2 separate regions of the Homo sapiens genome follow, and region 2 is linked to region 1. Evidence: chromatin contacts called from ENCODE Hi-C or POLR2A ChIA-PET data. All regions are on one chromosome and are shown on one strand. The core of a region is the stretch at or near the end of the contact, and the rest is flanking DNA. Distances in the headings are between cores, read along the strand shown. Region 1 holds the start of ARFRP1 (ARF related protein 1). Region 2 holds the start of ZBTB46-AS1 (ZBTB46 antisense RNA 1).

The links. Hi-C counts contacts between places; a loop is a spot of excess contacts on that map. ChIA-PET counts read pairs that join two places held with the same protein, here RNA polymerase II (POLR2A). Pooled maps may share reads with other maps.
Region 2: a loop to region 1 is called in a map of K562, with 5 times the contacts of the local background. The contact joins the promoter of ZBTB46-AS1 here to the promoter of ARFRP1 in region 1. A Hi-C loop is called at or near these places in 9 of 168 maps with a recorded cell type or tissue (CD4-positive, alpha-beta T cell, CD8-positive, alpha-beta T cell, K562 and 3 more), 23 of 37 single-sample maps with no recorded cell type and 16 of 50 pooled maps. POLR2A ChIA-PET finds 5 or more read pairs at or near these places in 5 of 52 experiments (CD8-positive, alpha-beta memory T cell, H1, Panc1 and 2 more).

Annotation. Positions count from the first base shown.
Region 1 is chr20:63,706,706-63,709,249 of GRCh38, forward strand. It overlaps ARFRP1 (ARF related protein 1), which reads right to left and starts at 1,271. Exons shown (of 8, transcript NM_001267547.3): 1 at 1,162-1,271; 2 at 294-392; 3 at 1-33. The coding sequence starts at 386. It overlaps ZGPAT (zinc finger CCCH-type and G-patch domain containing), which reads left to right and starts at 1,334. Exons shown (of 7, transcript NM_181485.3): 1 at 1,334-1,413; 2 at 1,848-2,459. The coding sequence starts at 1,876. RefSeq lists enhancers at 337-396, 1,259-2,219 and silencers at 547-596, 687-926, 1,347-1,406, 1,447-1,606.
Region 2 is chr20:63,806,810-63,809,353 of GRCh38, forward strand. It overlaps ZBTB46-AS1 (ZBTB46 antisense RNA 1), which reads left to right and starts at 1,267. Exons shown (of 3, transcript NR_110081.1): 1 at 1,267-1,346. The region is part of intron 1 of ZBTB46 (zinc finger and BTB domain containing 46); the gene reads right to left.

The sequences.
Region 1 (2,544 bases), core at 21-2,520:
GTTAAATCGGGTTTTCGACTGCTCCAGGAAGGTCTGAGGAGAGAGGCAGAGGCGAAACACATCAAGGAGGGGCTATACTGGCTTCCAAATATCCTTACTCAGGTCTGTTCTTTAAAAGACAGAAACAGAAACAGAGCAACACTCTGCTCTTCAGGAGGCTGGTGGTGACTATCCTGCCGTCTCAGGTGAAATTTGGCTTCCGTCTGGGTAGTGAACGTGCAGCTGACAGCACAAAACCGAAGGGGGCGCCGCCAGGCCGTGGGAAAGGTGCGCGCAAGGGCGTGGGCACTCACCGTCTTCCCAGCATTGTCCAGGCCCAGGATCAGGATGCAGTACTCGTCCTTCTGAAACATGTACTTGTACAAGCCCGACAGCAGCGTGTACATCCTGCCCTGGGCACCCCAACATAGGTCAGTGTGCAGCCAGAAAGCACCTCCCCTCCCCCGGGCTTCTCCACGGTGGTCAGTGGCGCCCCACGTCCAGCCGACCGCTCAGGACGAGAGCCTGGGGGCCATTCCCGACTCCTCGTCCCTCTCCCACCCCGTCCCTCTGTAACTTCTCCCAGGTCAGCCGCCACTGTGTCCTGCTCACAGCAATGACTGCGACCTCTCCGCATACACATCGGTTCCGGCCCCTCCCCTGCTCGCGGGACTACCCAGCCGGGTGTTCACAGTGAGCTCAGCCGCGCTCCCGCCCTCCCCCGAGGCTTCGCTCCCACGCTTCACGCGCGCGGAACGGGGAACACACTCGCTGCAGCCCCGCCTGGGCCACGGCACCCTCGAGCGCCAGCCCCGCGCCCCACCCGGGAGCAGCGAGCCACCGGCGCGCTCCCCAGGAGCCCCTGCAGGCGCCGGGTAGGGACGCCCCATCACCCCATTTCTTAAAACGGGGACGGCCCTGGGGGGAGCGGACTACAGGGCGGGTGAGCAGCGGCGCGGCTGCTCCTGGAGTGCACCTGGAGGCGGCGCGCGGCTGGCAGGGAACGACTGCGAAGGAAGAACCTGGGTCGCGGCCCCCGGCTACGTCCGCCCCAAGCCGCCGCCGCCAGGTCTGAGGCTCCCCGACAAGCAGCCAAAGCTGGCTCCTGTCACACCCGCGTCCCACCTCGAGTCCTGGGCCGCCCCTCGGGCCTCGCGCCTCACCGCACAGCCTGCGGCCTACCTGCGTCCGCCGCGCCCTCGGAGCCGCTGCTGCTGACCCCCGCTGACCTCCGCTGACCCCGCGCTAACCCCGCGCGGCGCCTGACGGGACGCGGGCCGGCCTCAGGGAATGAGCTGAACCGCGTCCCAGCGGCCTCCGCGCTCCGCTTCCCGGCTGCCCCCGCGCGCCAAGCACTTCCGGAAGCGGCGGCGCTCGGGAGGAAGTGCCGATCGGCTGCTGGGGCGAAAAGGGGGCGCCGGGCCGCTCTAGCCGGTGAGGCCGGCGGGCTCTCTGTGGCTGCGGCTGGGAAACCGCGCGGAGGAGGTGCCCGGCCGGGGACCAGGTGGCCGCGGTTTGCGGGGACGCGGCCCTGGCCAGACAGAAGAGACGCCGGGCGGGGGGGCGCGGCCGGCCTGGAAGGCGGCGGGCGCGGCGGGTGGGCTCGGCGGAGGGTGAGGCGGCGGGGCGCCCCGCGGGGAAGGGGCTCCGGAGTGACGCGGGACCCGGCTAGCGGCGAGCCCACGGCGGCTCGGAAGGGAAGCGCGGAGCCTGAGCGGGGGTACCCGGGCTGCGACCTCTGCGCTGGGAGCTGTGCCTCTGAGCCGGTGTCTCCCCGAGGGAAAGGGGACGTGCCCGTGCCCGTGCCCGCCCTCAGGCTGTGGGGTCGGTCCCGAGACGCGGGGCTCAGCTGGCTTCTCTTCTTGCAGCCCTGGTCCAGCGCCTCCCTCTCTCAGCATGGACGAGGAGAGCCTGGAGTCGGCCTTGCAGACCTACCGTGCGCAGCTGCAGCAGGTGGAGCTGGCCTTGGGCGCCGGCCTGGATTCGTCTGAGCAGGCTGACCTGCGCCAGCTGCAGGGGGACCTGAAGGAGCTCATCGAGCTCACCGAGGCCAGCCTGGTGTCTGTCAGGAAGAGCAGCTTGTTGGCCGCGCTGGACGAAGAGCGCCCGGGCCGCCAGGAAGATGCTGAGTACCAGGCTTTCCGGGAGGCCATCACTGAGGCGGTGGAGGCACCAGCAGCGGCCCGTGGGTCCGGATCAGAGACCGTTCCTAAAGCAGAGGCGGGGCCAGAATCTGCGGCAGGTGGGCAGGAGGAGGAAGAGGGAGAGGACGAGGAAGAGCTGAGTGGGACAAAGGTGAGCGCGCCCTACTACAGCTCCTGGGGCACTCTGGAGTATCACAACGCCATGGTGGTGGGAACGGAAGAGGCGGAGGATGGCTCGGCGGGTGTCCGTGTGCTTTACCTGTACCCCACTCACAAGTCTCTGAAGCCGTGCCCGTTCTTCCTGGAGGGAAAGTGCCGCTTTAAGGAGAACTGCAGGTAAAGCCCTTTGTTGTCAGATGCCAACCTTAGGGGCGTAAGGGGCACGCACACAGGGTCGGGTCAGGATCGGCCCTCCCTTTGC
Region 2 (2,544 bases), core at 17-2,516, 100 kb after region 1:
TCTCGCTCTGTCGGCCAGGATGGAGTGCAGTGGCGCCATCTCGGCTCACTGCAAGCTCCGCCTCCCAGGTTCACGCCATTCTCCTGCCTCAGCCTCCTGAGTAGCTGGGACTACCAGCGCCCGCCACCACACCCGGCTAATTTTTTGTATTTTTAGTAGAGACGGGGTTTCACCGTGTTAGCCAGGATAGTCGCGATCTCCTGACCTCATGATGCACCTGCCTCGGCCTCCCAAAGTGCTGGGATTACAGGCGTGAGCCACCACGCCTGGCCAGGATTGGTGTTAATTCTTAAAATGTTTGATAGAATTCAACAGTGAAGTGATATATACAATCATATACATATATAGAGAGAGACAGAGATGGACTTTTCTTTTGTTGGAAGTTTATTGACTATTGATTCAATTTCTTTATTGAAATTGACTTTTCTTTTTGGAAGCTAAAAAGTACAATAACTGTAGTGAAAGTTTCTGAACTTTTCTTTCATTGGAAGTTTTTTGACTACTGATTCTTTATTTGTTATAGGTCTATTCAGATTTTCTGTTTCTTCTTGAGTCAGTTTGGTCTCGCTCTGTCACCCAGGCTGGAGTGCAGTGGCGCCATCTTGGCTCACTGCAACTTCTACCTCCCGAGTTCGAGTGATTCTCCCACCTCAGCCTCCCCAGTATCTCGGACTACAGGCGCACGCCAGCATACCTGGCTAATTTTTGCATTTTTAGTAGGAACGGGGTTTCACCATGTTGGCCAGGCTGGTCTCGAACTCCTGGCCTCAAGCAATCTGCCCGCCTCGGCCTCCCAAAGTGTTGGGACTACAGGTGTGAGCCACCGCGCCCGGCCTTCAGCTACTCCATTTTTTAACATTTTGCCGCATTTGTTTACATCAAGCAATATGATAGAATCCCTAACCAGTTACTTTTTGCTTAAAAGCTGTACTAGGCCAAAACAAGCGAAGCACCCGTCTGTGTGAGGCAGCGGGTCTGGCTTACAGGCGGCGCCTCAGGGCTCGCTCCCCCTCCGAGCGGGTCTCACTCCCAGAGCGGGGCTCGCCCGGTGTCTGGCCTCCGAGGCCGTGTGCCCAAGTCCCCACCTTGTGCGGCACAGGCCCTTCCCACAGGGGACACTCACGGAAGCTGAACGGACCTTCCCACAGGAGACACTCACGGAAGCTGAACGGACCTTCCCACAGGGGACACTCACGGAAGCTGAACGGACCTTCCCACAGGGGACACTCACGGAAGCTGAACGGACCTTCCCACAGGGGACACTCACGGAAGCTGAACGGACCGACGGAGGTGGCGTGGATGAGCAGCAGCCGCCTGAGCAGTGAGGAAACCCCGCGGACAGCGCGGTAAGGACCCCACCCAGATTACTGGATTTCACCACCGGCCGCCTTCGATGGAGGAGTCCTCAGTCTCCACATCCGCACGGCACAGACGGAGGGGGGGCCCATGGGGCCCCAGCGATGAACCTGTCAGGGGTCCCCTGTACCCTGTAGGCCAGTCAAGCCATCCTTCCCAGCCCTTGCCCCGGGGGCTGAGCGCAGGGGAGGGCCCGGAAGGCAGACGCCACGGAGCCCGGGGCTTCAGGGGGGCGTGGGGCGGAAGCGGGGCCAGGGCGGAGGTCACGGACAGGGTCATCCGGACCCACAAGGAGTCTCAGCCCCGGGCCCGGCGGGAGGGAAGGGGGAAGCCAGGCTCTTCCTCCTAGGGCAGGGCCTGGGCTCCGGGGCAGTGTGACCTCCCGCCCCTAAGCGAGTCCTGCCTCCCCATGAGACCTGAGCTCCTCCAGCGTGGGTGGGAGGCGGACAGAGCCTCCCCCAGAGAAGGCCCTCCTCGGTCCAGCGCTCGGCCAGGACAGGCGCCAAGGCCGCCTTAAGAAATAAAACCAGCAGGCGCGGTGGCTCACGCCTGTAATCCCAGCACTTTGGGAGGCCGAGGCGGGCGGATGGTGAGGTCAGGAGATCAAGACCATCCTGGCTAACATGGTGAAACCCCGTCTCTACTAAAAAATACAAAAAAAAATTAGCCGGGCGTGGTGGGGGCGCCTGCAGTCCCAGCTACTCGGGAGGCTGAGGCAGGAGAATGGCGGGAACCCGGGGGGCGGAGCTTGCGGTGAGCCGAGATGGCGCCACTGCACTCCAGCCTGGGCGGCAGAGCGAGACTCCGCTTCAAAAAAAAAAAAAAAAAAAAAAAGAAAAAGAAAAAAAAAAAAGAAAGAAAACTCCATGATTCATGAGGTAAGACCTGGGAGCTGGCGGCTCGGTGCTCCGGTGCTGCAGAGGCACTCAAGGGGCTCTCCACGTTCGCCTTCCACGTTCCCCTTCGCAGGGACCGCAGCGCCTGGGGCACTTCGCCATGGGCTTGGCCGAAGTGGGCACTAAAGGTGCAGACTCGGTGGAGCCAAGGGGGGCAAGGTCAGCAGCCCTGGGGGCGCAGCCCTGGGGGCCCCGCCGTGGGCCACGCCCAGCGCGTCCAGTCCTCATGGCCGCGTCTATTCCAGGAATGGGGTCCTGGGGTTCGGCACAGGCCTGCTGGGGTGGTGGCCCC